Regions from separate parts of the Homo sapiens genome. Here region 2 is linked to region 1. Evidence: chromatin contacts called from ENCODE Hi-C or POLR2A ChIA-PET data. All regions are on one chromosome and are shown on one strand. The core of a region is the stretch at or near the end of the contact, and the rest is flanking DNA. Distances in the headings are between cores, read along the strand shown.

The links. Hi-C counts contacts between places; a loop is a spot of excess contacts on that map. ChIA-PET counts read pairs that join two places held with the same protein, here RNA polymerase II (POLR2A). Pooled maps may share reads with other maps.
Region 2: a map with no recorded cell type shows a loop between it and region 1 (5-fold over the local background). The contact joins the promoter of SH3KBP1 here to the promoter of PHKA2 in region 1. A Hi-C loop is called at or near these places in 1 of 37 single-sample maps with no recorded cell type and 6 of 50 pooled maps. POLR2A ChIA-PET finds 5 or more read pairs at or near these places in 2 of 52 experiments (A673 and B cell).

The regions. Positions count from the first base shown.
Region 1 is chrX:18,979,977-18,986,823 of GRCh38, forward strand. It overlaps PHKA2 (phosphorylase kinase regulatory subunit alpha 2), which reads right to left and starts at 4,138. Exons shown (of 33, transcript NM_000292.3): 1 at 3,879-4,138. The coding sequence starts at 3,956. RefSeq lists enhancers at 3,940-4,440, 4,441-4,941, 4,923-4,972 and a silencer at 4,133-4,822.
Region 2 is chrX:19,883,796-19,890,642 of GRCh38, forward strand. It overlaps SH3KBP1 (SH3 domain containing kinase binding protein 1), which reads right to left and starts at 3,805. Exons shown (of 18, transcript NM_031892.3): 1 at 3,512-3,805. The coding sequence starts at 3,515. RefSeq lists silencers at 3,207-3,346, 3,827-3,896, 3,957-4,256 and an enhancer at 6,422-6,471.

The sequences.
Region 1 (6,847 bases), core at 2,888-5,387:
GAACAACTGTTTTGCCTTGAGATGTAACTTTAGCCCCAACCTTGAGCTCACAAAAACATGTGTTGTATGCAATCAAGGTTTAAGGGATCTAGGGCTATGCAGGATGTGCCTTGTTAACAAAATGTTTACAGGCAGTATGCTTGGTAAAAGTCATCGCCATTCTCCATTCTCGATAAACCAGGGGCACAATGCACTGCGGAAAGCCGCAGGGACCTCTGCCCAGGAAAGCCGGGTATTGTCCAAGGTTTCTCCCCACTGAGATAGCCTGAGATATGGCCTCATGGGACGGGAAAGACCTGACAGTCCTCCAGCCCAACACCCGTGAAGGGTCTGTGCTGAGGAAGATTAGTAAAAGAGGAAGGCCTCTGTCTCCTGCCTGCCCCTGGGAACTGAATGTCTCTGTATAAAACCCGATTGTACATTTGTTCTATTCTGAGATAGGAGAAAAACCACCCTGTGGCAGGAGGCGAGATATGCTGGCAGCAATGCTGCTCTGTTACTCTTTACTCCACTGAGATGTTTGGGTGGAGAAAAGCATAAATCTAGCCTACGTGCACATTCAAGCATAGTACCTTCCCTTGAACTTATTTGTGACACAGATTTCTTTGCTCACATGTTTTCTTGCTGACCTTTTCCCCACTATCACCCTGTTCTCCTGCCGCATTCCCCTTGCTGAGATAGTGAAAATAGTAATCAATAAATACTGAGGGAACTCAGAGACCGGTGCCGGTGCAGGTCCTCTGTATGCTGAGCGCCGGTCTCCTGGGCCCACTGTTCTTTCTCTATACTTTGTCTTTGAGTCTTATTTCTTTTTCTCAGTCTCTCGTCCCACTCGACGAGAAATACCCACAGGTGTGGAGGGGCAGGCCGCCCCTTCAAATGGTGATTAGCTTGGCATATTTAACACAAAATGATTTCTAACAAATGAAACCAATGTAAATTGATCTCAATTTAAAAAGCAAATCAGAAACAGAGTTTAGAACTTGTTACCAGCTGACACTAAAAAAAATGCCTCCTAAACATCTGCACAAAGCTACAGCAGGTGGGGAGATACAACATACACTTTAGAAACCGTTCGTGCAGCTCATTCTTTTTTTTTTAATTGTGGTAAAATATACATAACATAAAAGTGCTCATTCGTTTTTCTAGAGTAGTTAGGGGACCTGCCTAAGATTACTCAGAGAAGGTGATGAGGCCTTGAATGGGTTAGGGCTCTACAACTGTGAACACTAGTTGTGGGGGTGAATGGGTGCAATCCTGCACTTGTGGGCGCATGGCATTTCCCGGCAGAACTGTGCTGGGAGTATCCTGGTTAGCCAGAAGAGCTTGATGACACAGGAAGGGAAAAAGAGGGCAAACATGAGGGCTACTCACCAACTACCCCCAAAATAAATACAACTAAAGGCTCACACAACTTTTTTTTAATCATTAAAATGTTGGGGAGGAAAGTCCAATCTCACAGATTTGCTTTAATGAGAAGACAATTCTTTTGCTTCTGAGGGAAGGCAAGCCTGGATAGCTGGGTTATTAGGATGACTCAGGTCCTGCTGGAAGTCTTCTACCAACAAAGACTTAAGGGTACCTTTCATGCCTTTGGCCACTGCTTGATGCAAAGGAAGGAAACTGATGAGGTATCTGTACTTAGGATCTCTTGGCATCAATGGGGAGACATATTTATGCTCAAGGAATGCGGAGCTGTAGCAGGACCTTCAGGAAAGGGCGCACCATGAGCCAGAGTACTCCTGCAAGGACCACGAGGCCTGGGCACAAACGTGTGGCCTCTATCAAAATCATAACACCACCAAGAGCACCCATTATTTACTGTTGCCCAGTAGGTGCCAGACAAGATAGTAGGCACTAATTTTTTCCTTAGAAACACTCAGTGGAAGCAAGTGTTATTATCCTCACTTTACAGATGAGGGCATGGACTCAGAAGGGATCAAGAAAGGTCACACATGTCATTCAAGGCAGAGCAGGGGATTCAAACCCAGGTCTGACAAAAGAACCAAGCTTCATCAGCTCTCCTTAAAGCCCTCTCCATCACAGTCATGAAGGGAAAGGTTTTTCAACTTGGATTTTAAAACACTTTATAGATGTAATTAGAATATATTCCAAGGAAGAAGGGGAAAAATAACCTTGATTTGCCTGCCTACTTCTTCTGCTCTCAACTTGAACATCATCTCTTCCAGGACTCCTCTACTGCTCCCACAAACTGGGCGAGGGGTCCTTCCTCAAAGCTCTCAAAATAAAGACCATCATCCTTCATGTGCAATCTCAAAAGCCAGTAAGCTCTGAAAATTTAAAGTGTTTTCGTAAGTTTGCAGCAAGCTCTTTTGGTGGCAAAAGATGAGCCGAACTAATATGAAACTCTTTTCAGCCTTTACTGAAATTATGTGAATATTCATATTCTGATGTGGAAGTAATAACCTGTTTGATGAAGGGGTGCTGCCCAGATCTGGCTGCAGTTATTATGGTATATATAGTACGTTGTACGCATATTACCTTTCTAAAAGCCAAACATTTCTGATGGGCAAACCACAACTGGTCCAAAGGGTTTCAGATAATGGACTCTGAGGCCAGGTGCAGTGGCTCATGCCTGTAATCCCAGCACTTTTGGGAGGCCGTGGTGAGAGGATGACTTGAAGTCAGGAGGTCGAGACCAGCCTGGCCAACGCAGTGAAACCCCGTCACTACTAAAAATGCAAAAATTAGCTGGGTGTGGTGGCGCACGCCTGTAGTCCCAGCTACTCGGGAGGCTGAGGCAGGATAATCGCTTGAACCCGAGAGGCAGAGGTTTCAGTGAGCCGAGATCGCGCCACTGCACTCCAGCCTAGGAGACAGAGTGAGACCCTGTCTCAAAAACAAACAAACAACAACAAAGAAAACAGATTAAGGGACTTTGGACCTATACCTTATGCATAAATGTTACTGCACTACGATCATTTATTCTTGTAACCCCAGCACTTTGTAGAGTGCTTTGCATATAACAGATACACCACAAATATTTCCTAAGTGAGGAAACAAGGCTAAGAAATTAGTTAAGAAGGGAAAATGGTCAGTGCCTTGGAAATGACCATGGCTCCCAACTTGCAGGTCAGGCCTCTAACCCCTGAATGCCACTTCCTTCGTTGACTTTGAAGGCCCTATAAATAGTTGCTGTTGATTGAGGGCAAGAAACATAGCTGCTGTCTTCACTAGGAATAAAAATAGTTCAGTGGTCTTACACTGATGGACCCACACATAATTTTAGCCCAGGAATACAAAGCATAGCAGGCAAATTCATACCTCGGACCACATGGGCAGTGTCATAGGACCCTGTGAGCTTGGGAGCCTTTGGGTCTGACCTGCTACATGCAGTGACCTTTCTAGCCTCACAATTTTCTTATCTGTAAAATAGCAACCAAAGTAGCCCCTAAGGGCTTCCCAGGTGGGTCTCTACCAAGACAGCTCATGGGAGGGACGGTAGCTGTCGCCCCACACTGCAGAGTCCTGCGTAAACTTCAGGAGCTTCTTCACTCCTGTCTACTGTTCTCATTCAGTGTAGTCTGTCCAAACCCCCCACACCTCTTCTCGTCCAAAAAAAGCAGAGTCAATGCAAAAAGAGGCAGTTTGGACCCGGGCACGGAGGCGGCTCATTCTCATCCTGAACAATGGCCAAAGAATTCTGTGAAAAGTAGCCGTAGCAACAGTTAGGTCCCCTGAATCTTAAGGAGCACGGGGTGGCAATGGGGTGGTAATCACTGGCTAGCAAGGACTAGATTCAAATAGCAAACTCTTAATTGCAAGGTCTCAGGTCACAAGAGGGCCAGACCTGGGAAGGAGAATGAGTTACATGAGAGGGTAGTTCCACGCGTTCCCTGGGGGCGGTCCCTCCTTACCTGGTAACACAGGATGGTTTGCTGCACCAGCCGCGCGTACCCGTCCAAGCGGACCCCGGAATTGCTCCTGCTCCGCATCTCCCCGAGGCTCCCAGGCCGCAGCGCCCGATCTGCCGCGTGGGCGCGGGACGTCGGGGCTGTGGCCTCCAAGCGGGTCTGGTTCCCGGACACTCACAGCCTTAGTCGGTTCTTGGGATGGGACCGGGCCGGAGGAGGTCGAGACTTTTCTAAACGCTAGCCCCAAAGTCCGGTTGGAAAGCAAGCCAACCAGAGCTCCGCGCGGCGGGGAGGCGCGGGGGCGGGGACGGGGGCTGGAGCGACGAAGGTCCCGCCTCGGCCAGGCCTGCTGGGCTCCCGACGCTCGCGGGAGCAGCGGGAAACCAGGTTCCGGGAGTGGGGCGAGGACGCCCCTGCCAAGCCCCTTTTACGTCCCGGCGGTCGCGAGGAGGTCCCCCGGGCGCGAAGAAGACGCCAGCCCACCCCAGCCGCCGGGGAGATCGCCCAGGCCGCGCTCAGCCCCGCCCCTGGCTCTGCCCCCGCCGCGGAGCGGAACCCTCCAAGTCGCGGCCTGAGGAGGAAGGAAAAGGGGGCGGCCCGGGAGAGCCGCTGCGAAATCAGCAACGGGCGGGAACCAGGTTGCCTCCCTGAGTCCCTTCTCTCCCCGGCCGGCTGCCAACCACAGCCAAGGCCAGAGAAACAGGCCCTTCTGCCGCGGCCACCTGGGCGCCTTGGACCCGCCCTCCGGACTCGCCCCCGCCCCTGCCGCGGAGTGGAACGTTTGGAACCCTGAGGGGCACAGGTAAGGGGGCGGCCCCGCCCCGCGCCCTGGAACGACCTCACGGCCCCGCCCACATCCCCGCCCCTGGCCCCACCTCCGCCGCAGAGCGGAACCCTCAGAGTCGCGGCCTCGGGGGGGACGAAAAAGGAGGCGGCCCGTGGGAGTCTAGGGGAACCCGGCTTCGGGCGGCGGACGAGTTGGCTTTCCTGCGTGGTAGTGTGGAGCCCCCCGAGACGGGTGCCAGTCCCACTCGAGGCCGGAGAAAGAGGGCCGCCTACCGCGGCCGCCTGGGCACCCCTCTGAGGGCCAAGATTGTAGTCCCACCTCTGGCCCCGTCTCCGCCGCCTAGCGGAACTGGAGTAGCGGGACCCAGCCCGGAAGAAAAAGGGGGAAGGCCCGGAGAGGTGCCCCAGCGACACCTCTGGCGCCTGTGACCCCGCCCCTAGCCACTTGGGCGCCGCTTCCTCGGGCAGGTTCGCAGTTCATCTCCCACGGGTCTACAGCTTGAAACTTGGCATTCATTATAATGTTTCGTGGCTGCTGATAACCTACAGTTCACAATCTTCGGCCTGGTATTCATTGTCCACCAAAATCTGGCCCACATAGGAATTTACTGGACAGCTAGACTAATGCAATCAATTTCCGCAAGCTCTTTTCCAGTCTCCATGCATTTACTCTATGCTTGACCCCTTCGGCCCTTCTTCCTCCTCCTTGACTAACTGAAGCCTATCTTTCCCTTAACGGCCAGCTCAGCTCCTCTATTAGCCTTCCCCATTTTCTGAATTTCTGTAGCCATTGGTTTAGTAAGAGCTTAGGACTTAGAGTCAGTTCATTTTGAGTTCAAATGTCAGTTCTGTCATTTACAAGTCGTATGACCTTTGGCATCCCGTTTTACATGTTTGAACTTAAGTGTTCTCATCTGTAAAATGGAGATAATCATAGCACCTACCTCACAGGATGACTTAAGATCAAGAGGATGAATATAAAGCATTTAGCACAAGCCTGGCTAGTAGAAAAATACTTAATAAATCATAGCTAATTTCGTTGTCACTTGGCCACAATGTATTGCCTCCTGTTGTTATTTATGTTTTCATGTGTGGATGAGGCATATTTTCCTAATTGGAATGTACGTTATTCATTGAAACAGTCTTTTGGTATCTCCTACTATGCCTGGTACAGTGTTGAGCATATAGTTGGAGCTCAATTAATGTTGCTCGCATGAGTAAATGAAATCAGTCCTGCTTAGCTGCGTTCCCTTATGTTTGGTCCTTAACCAAGTTTATATTAGATATTCCAGAACATAAATCTATGGCTTTACTCTGTCACTCAACTAAAGCACCAAACCCCACATCAGCTCACATATTACTTCATATAATACTTTGTTTTCTTAATATTGGCTTTTGAATTATGCAGTGATCCATGTGATGTGCCTCCATGAAGAATTTGCTGTGGTCTAGGGGTGAATAAAACTAGACATTGTTATCACCACTAAATGTTTTGGAATCTGAATATGTACTCTTGCTAGAATTTTCATGTATTCATCTCCATCTAAAAGCTGGGATCATTGCTTCTTTTCATTGTGGCTTTTGTTTCCATTGGGTCCTTCCTTAGGAGTTGATTTTGCAGCCATATGGGAAATAACTGATGATCTTTGCTCCTTATCTGGCATTTCCACCTAGTATAGAAACATTTTCAGTTTCCTGACTTCATTCTTCGCTAATTCTGCTGTGCACATTTGCACCCCTTTTGGTGTATAGGCAATCTACATTCTTCGGCTTTGGTCTATGCGATTGCATAGCAATATATAAGCTATGTTCTTCAATAAGCTCAAAATTCTGGGATAAAACCAAGAAGGAAGGCTACTCCGTTTTAGCTTTTAAATTTTTAAAGCAAATTTTAGTGATTCATTTTGGACCAGAAAGCTGTACTATATAATAAATCAGTCTCACATTTTAGTATCCTCATATCCCTGAGGTGCAAAACCTCCATATCTTGGTCCCCATATCCATGAAGCCATTCTCTGGTTATCACCAATAGAAACTTGTCTCCAAGTCATTTCTCAAATATTTGTCAAGAATCAGATATAGTATAATGATAGGGAATGTTATTGTTTCTGAAGCTGATTCATGATCTCCATAAAAATGAAGACCCAGAACTGGACCCTGGGGTAGCACCATGTATGATTTTTCTG
Region 2 (6,847 bases), core at 2,555-5,054, 900 kb after region 1:
AAATGACTGCTGCTGCTTTACCAACCATAGCTGTGGCCTGCCTCCAATGTTCCCTGCTCCTAGAGAACATTTGTTAAAATACCCAATCACAAATTCCCCCTGGTAGCATCCAATCCAAAGTAATGCCCAGCTTCCTTAAACACGCCCTCAAGCCACCTGACACAGGTGCAAGCCCTCTAAGTCATCCTTCCTTGTACCATCTTACTGAGATGCCCCGCGGTTCCCACGGTGCTCGTTTTCAGTCTCTGCCACAAGAACCAGGTGTGGCTGGAGGGCAGTGATGACTCATACTCAACCAGATTTCTGCTCAAACACAATCTCCTCTAAGACACTGTCCTGGGCACTCTCCAGGCTAAGTCAGATTGGCCTTCTCCACTCATCTTTCATGCGCTCTACTATGGCTTTCAGCTACATACTGCCATGAGAATTGCATTCAAGTCAGCCTTCATTAGACTGAGAAGCCCAAAGTGTCATGTCTCTGTTCTGCACCTGTTCTTAGCACAGTGCCTATGCAAAGAAGATCAACAAACATTGGATGGATGGATGGATGGATAGATGAACAAATACTGCTGTATGCAAAATACATTAAAAACAACTACAAACTCAAGAGTTGATGAGAGAATGTCAGTAACGCCAAAAGAACTGAAGTAGTAAGAGAAGAAACCACCAAGGTTTGTGTAACCAGAGCCACAGCAAGCTTTTGCTCGTGCCAAGATGGATAGAAGTGGGTAAAGCTTATGTACAATTAAGGTGGGAGCCTTTTCTTCCATTTCTAACTCAAGACATTTGTACAGACCAACACATTATGTTCATTTTAGCTTTAGTTTAGCATACAGCAGTCTACCGCCAATACAATAAATACATTGCCAAAGGCTATCCAAACTTTGTTGTTACTCTGGAATTAAACAGAAATCATTTGTGGGCTTGCAAACCCTTCACTACTCACAGATTTGGGTCACCATAATATCTGTTTAATTGTAATTATAAGAGGCTTTCTCTGTGTCTGGCACTGTAGGCATGCATCTCCTAGCAAGTTCAGAGGGCACATTCTGATGGGCTTTTATAAGAGGCCATGTTGCAACTAACCAGCTTCACTTCAGGGTTAGGGATTTGGTTCTTTTCTGTTATTTTTCAGAAAACGAAATATAAGATACAGTTTTACTATGTTATCCATCAAGAGAAAACTCATTATCAGGCCAGGTAAGAATATAAGTGTATCAGAATCAGGCACAGTGGTGTGAGCGTGCAGTCCCAGCTACTTGGGAAGATCTGGAGTCCAGGAGTTCAAATCCATCCTGGGCAACACAGCGAGACCCTCCCTCTTAAAAAAGAATAAAATTGCATCAAATTGATAAACTGGATAAATCTGAAAACCAGAGACTTGGGGGAAAGGGTGGGCCTCTGTCTGCATACACACAACCTCAGCCCATTAGATCACTCCATTGGAAGACATACAGAATGAACCGTTAAATAACTGCACTTCATTACAAATATACTGCTGGAGATGCTTTCAAAAGAGCAGGTGATTTTTAGCCACAAACTACTATAAGCACCTTAAATCCCACTATAAACATGAATTAAATTACATTCGTTTTGACATTATCACCTCTAAGTATTAACTCCTGAAATAAATGAAAATCGATGCCCCCTCCCCCTGCAATAATGGTTGCAGTAAAGATTAAGTACAAAAGGACTAAAAACTACAGGAGCACTCTATTTTTCGTAGGAAGTTCTGAAGAATGAAAACAGTTCAAATCTGAAAAATAGGTCTGATTCTTCTTAAATGAGACTCAGTCCCCTTCTCATTGAGATACAGAAAGCACAGTCTGGCCATGGGAGAAGACATTTGGATTAACTTCTTTTTGTGCATAACCCTCTCGGTGACCCACCCAAAATGAAAGGTGATCAAAACAGAATTTTTGGTTACCTCGGGAGAAATTAACCCATTACTAAAGTGGCCTGTAAGGTTTAAAGTATATACTTCTGCCAATGAACTAAATCATCTTATGGGCCAAAGCAAAACAAGAGTGAGCTAAGTGTTCTGTCCCCAGCAGAGGAGGAGGATTTCATGCCCCTCATTCATTCATTCAACAAATATTTAGGTCCTGCTCTGTGCCACACACCAAAAGTGCTGAGCAAACTATGCAACACTGTGCTGTCCCTATGGTCACAGAGCTTACAGTAGAGGAGATAACTGTTACGCACAAATATGTAATACTGCTACGAAAAAAAAAGGTGTTGTATGAGAAAATGGAACAGGAACCAATTTAGACTACAGGTGGGAGAGAAGGGCACTGTGAAAAAAGTGACATTTAAGCCAAGGGGACAACAGATCACCACTACTTAGAAAAGGAAAACCTTTTTTGGCAAATGACCACAAATGGGATTTTAACTTTGCCTGTCAACAACGGACTGGGTTAAACCTCCTCTTTTCCAATCCTTCAGGCTTTCTGAACATCCTGACTAGTGTACTGGAATCCTATTACCTGAACACAGAAAGGTCTCACTTTATTATGATTTATTATTATCTGCAGCCTTCCTATGCCTGGCCTAGGAACATCCAAAAATAATCTGCCAGAGGCTGAAAAACAGAAGCTGGCTGTCAGCAAGAACATTACCTGGGTAGACCAAACATTTAATAGCCCAAGTAATCATAAGTGCCTTGCCAATAAAGTGGCAGCTTCTCTGGGCAGCAAGGTGGTTCCAATGCTCCGGGGTCTAAATCAAATGGGACCCAGGGGGTTCAAAGGTTAGTTGGCTACTTCGAACTGATGTTTACTCAGTAAATCAAAGACCGGATCACCATTTCCAGGTCCCAGACCCTGAAGACTTAAAGGACAGTATGGGAAGTGGCCTTTTAGCATCACGGAGCAGAGAGCTCGCCAGGCTGGAGGAAGGCAGCAGCGAAAGGGTCGGGGCCGGGAGGAAGGGGGGCGCAAGGAGAGGAGCGTCAGGTGCTCTGGACCCCGGGACTGCGAGCCAGACCAGGAACTGGGGCGTTTCCCGCCCCACCCCCCAACCCCTGTCAACCCCCAGCAAAGGCAACCCAGCCCCCTCCAAGACCCCGAGGTTCCAGCTTCCCCCGAGACAGGACCAGGAAGACACCAGCAGCCCCGCGCAGGGCCGGAGCCCACCAGGTCCGGGTGCCCGTGTCCGCAGCGCAGAGGAGGGCGCGCTCGGGTGCAAAAATGGCCAAGACAAAACTCTCCCCGCCCACCCGAAAAACCAACCACACCCCCTGCATCCCTCAGCCCGAGCCGCCCGGGGCCAGCCCCCGTGATCGTCTGCTCAGGCCCCCGCGGGTTCCCGTCGGCGCCGCGCGCGGGCTCGGCGGGCACACGGGCGCAAGTGGGAGTGAATGGGGGTGCGCGAGGCAGGCGAGGGCGCCCACCGCGGTGTCCCCCGTCCGGACCCTGCCCCCGGGGCGCCCTCCCGGGCTCCGCGGTTCTGGGACTGGCGCGCCGCCCTCAAGGCTGAAGTGGACGCCCGGACGCGGGCGGCCCCCACTCACCCATTGGCGTCGAGCCGGGCCGGGCCGCCGAGGCAGCGTGAAAGTTGGCGGAGGCGGGCGTGGGGGTTGGGGCGCCGGGATCGGGGCGCTGGGATCCAGGCGCGAGGGTCCGGACGCGGCGGCGGCTGGGCCGGCTTCTTCCTCAGTGGCGGCGGCGGCGGCTCAGCGCCGCCCGCTGCTGCCTCTGCTGCTGCTGCCGCTGCTGCCCCGGGGCGACTCCTGCTGCTGCTGTTGCATCGCGGCCCAATGCGCCCGGCTGCGCCGGGTTTCCTGCTCCCCGCGAGTGGAAATTGCGAAAAAAAAAAAAAAAAAAAAAAAAAAAAAAAAAAAAAAAAAAAAAAAAACAGCGCCGCCCAGCCCAGCGCCCGGCAGCCGCGGCCGCGCCGCCCGCTCTCCCCTCCTCCTCAGCGCTGCCGCGAGGCTCCTGCAGCTCCGCCTGCCGGGGACGCGCGGCCGCCGGGCGGGGGCGGGGCCGGAGAGGGGCGGGGCCGGGGCCGGGGCCGCGTCGGGGCAGGCGCCGGGGGCGTCCCTGCGGCTGAGGGGCTTGGGCGCCCTCCTCACCGCCCGCGCCAGAGGCACCCCTCTCCGCGCGGCTGCCACCCACCCGCAGCGGCTGGGCTGACGCCCCGGGAAGTGCCGCGAGACTCCTCGAGACCGGAGGAGAGGGGCTTCTTGGGGGAGGGGCGTGGGAGTGCAGGGGCACGTGGAGAAGGAGGAGAAGGGGGCTGAGCGGGAGGGGGCGACAAGAGGTGGAGGACGGGCTGGGGATGGAGACCAGGGCAGGCCCGGGGCCAAACGCCTGACCAGGGTGATGGCAGGTGGCCCTGGGGCATCGAGGCAATCTGGAATGAGTTTTCCCGGGGGGCTGTTGGAGGGGAAGGAAAAGGGTCCCTTGGAAGGGAGAGAAACGCGGCGTCCCTTCGGTGGGGCGTGGGAACGCAGGCAGGCCAGGTGCGAGTTCCGCACAGAGGAGGCGGTGGCACTGACGTGGGGAAAAACGGGCGAAGGACGCAGCGGGGCCGAGGGGACGCATCGCCTCGCTGGGACCCGCCTAAGCCCCGCCCCAGTGCCTGGGCCAGGTGCGGTTCGGGTGTTCAGGAATGTTCCCGAGCTCTGACGTTCCCAGGAATCCGCTGAGATGAGGGCTGGCTCCCTCCCTAGCAGGCATTATTGTGCCTTACTGACTCCCAGACCTGGACGGCCGACCCTTGAGTGGGCGCTAAAATGTTAACAGGGAATCCGTGGGCATTCGTGGGCAATTCAGAAGCTCCGTTTTGGGTCCATTCACCACCACACCTTTCGCCATAGATACTCTGCCTGCCACCACATTCCTCTACCGGCCCGTTATTTCCTTTTCCCTTTCCACCATCTGGTGGTAGGAAGCGATAGTGAACTACATGGGAGACATTTAGGCAAAGAGCACGTAAGACAATAGAGAAATTACATCAGTGGCCCCTGGAAATGGAGGAGGCTGAGGGCTAGTGGACTCAAAAGGGACAAATGAAAGCCGACCCCCTACCCAAGAGAGGGGCTGTCTCCATACCTCACCTGTGTTGGCGGGGCAACTCTTGTAAATTGGTTACCGTCCTGGGATTTCTGTAGAAAATTGTTCTTATAACTGTTTCATGAGTTTTTCAAAAAACCTCAAAGTCAGGGTCTTACAAACAAGAGATCAGTAGCATCATCTTTCTAAATACCGTTCATGTGTGTCAAACCGATCGAAATAGGAGACTAATCAAGGGACAAGAGGCCCATCCACACAGAGGCTGCAATTGAAGTCCTAGTGTCATCAATATCAGACTCCTAAAAAAGGGATCAGAGAACACGGAGATTAAGAATGTGAAGGCCGGGCGCGGTGGCTCACGCCTGTAATCCCAGCACTTTGGGAGGCCGAGGCGGGCGGATCACGAGGTCAGGAGATCGAGACCATCCTGGCTAACATGGTGAAACCCGGTCTCTACTAAAAAATACAAAAAATTAGCTGGGTGTTGTGACGGGCGCCTGTAGTCCCAGCTACTCCGGAGGCTGAGGCAAGAGAATGGTGTGAACCCGGGAGGTGGAGCTTGCAGTGAGCCAAGATCGTGCCACTGCACTCCAGACTGGGCGACAGAGCGAGACTCCGTCTCAGAAAAAAAGAAAAGAAAAGAATGTGAAGTGGGCCAGGCACGGTGGCTCACGCCTGTAAACCCAGCACCTTGAGAGGCCGAGGTGGGCGGATCACCTGAGGTCAGGAGTTCAAGACCAGGCTGACCAACATGGCGAGCCCCTCTCTCTACTAAAAATACAAAAATTAGCCAGGCGTGGTGGTGCATGCCTTAGTCCTAACTCCGTGGGAGGCTGAGGCACAAGAATTGTTTGAACCTGGGAGGTGGAGGTTGCAGTGAGCCTAGATGGCGCCACTATACTCCAGCCTGGACGACAGAGCGAAAAACTCCGTCTCAAAAAAAAAAAAAAAAAAAAAGAATGTGAAATGTTGAAGGCAGGGATGATGAATACTCAAATATTCCTCCTCCAGGCACCCTGGTGCCTCACTCATTACATGTCTTGTTATATCATGTTCTAATCAGGGCAATCAAGCCTTCTGATACCATCTTAGAGTTGACAAACACTGAAACTCACAGAGCCTGGATAAACCCTCTGCTACTGGGACATTTTTTTTCCCCCAACCCCAGAAGAACTGGTATGGGGGTCTGCTCAATTCCAGAGGTGGTTCTCTTTGGTAAGGCCGTATCAGTGGGTCATCCTAACCCTCTCTCAAAGAGCCTCAGACCCCTGAAAGTGATGGGGTACATTTCAACATGGCAACAGTTGTGCTGGCCTTGCAGTGGACTGTTATCTGGAGTGCTGAAGATTCTTGGCTGGTTGCCCAGTGCATTCTCACAATGATGAGTCAAAAGTCTTTGAACATTGTTGATGATACCTTCCCATAGCTAAACTTACCCAGGCATCACAGAGGCCACTACACCTAAACCAGCAGATGGGGTGCGGGAACCCTGTCGGCTCAAAGAAAAAGAAAAAATCAGCAGTTTGTCTTATGTCCTGCTTGGTCTCTCTGTCCTATGTGGAGAAGACAGTCTTCTCATGGAATTTTATTTCCAACTTCACACAGGTGAACACAGATCACTTGAAATTTGGGGGGTTTGTTTCGTTTTGTTGTCTTTTTTTTTTTTTTTTCTGAGACAGGGTCTCACGGTCACTCAGGCTGGAGGGTAGTGGCGTGATCATGGCTCACTGCAGCCTCAACCTCCTGGGCTCAAGTGATCCTCCCACCTCAGCCTCCCAAATAGCTGGGACTACAGGCACGTGCCATCTCACCCGGCTAATTTTTGTAGTTTT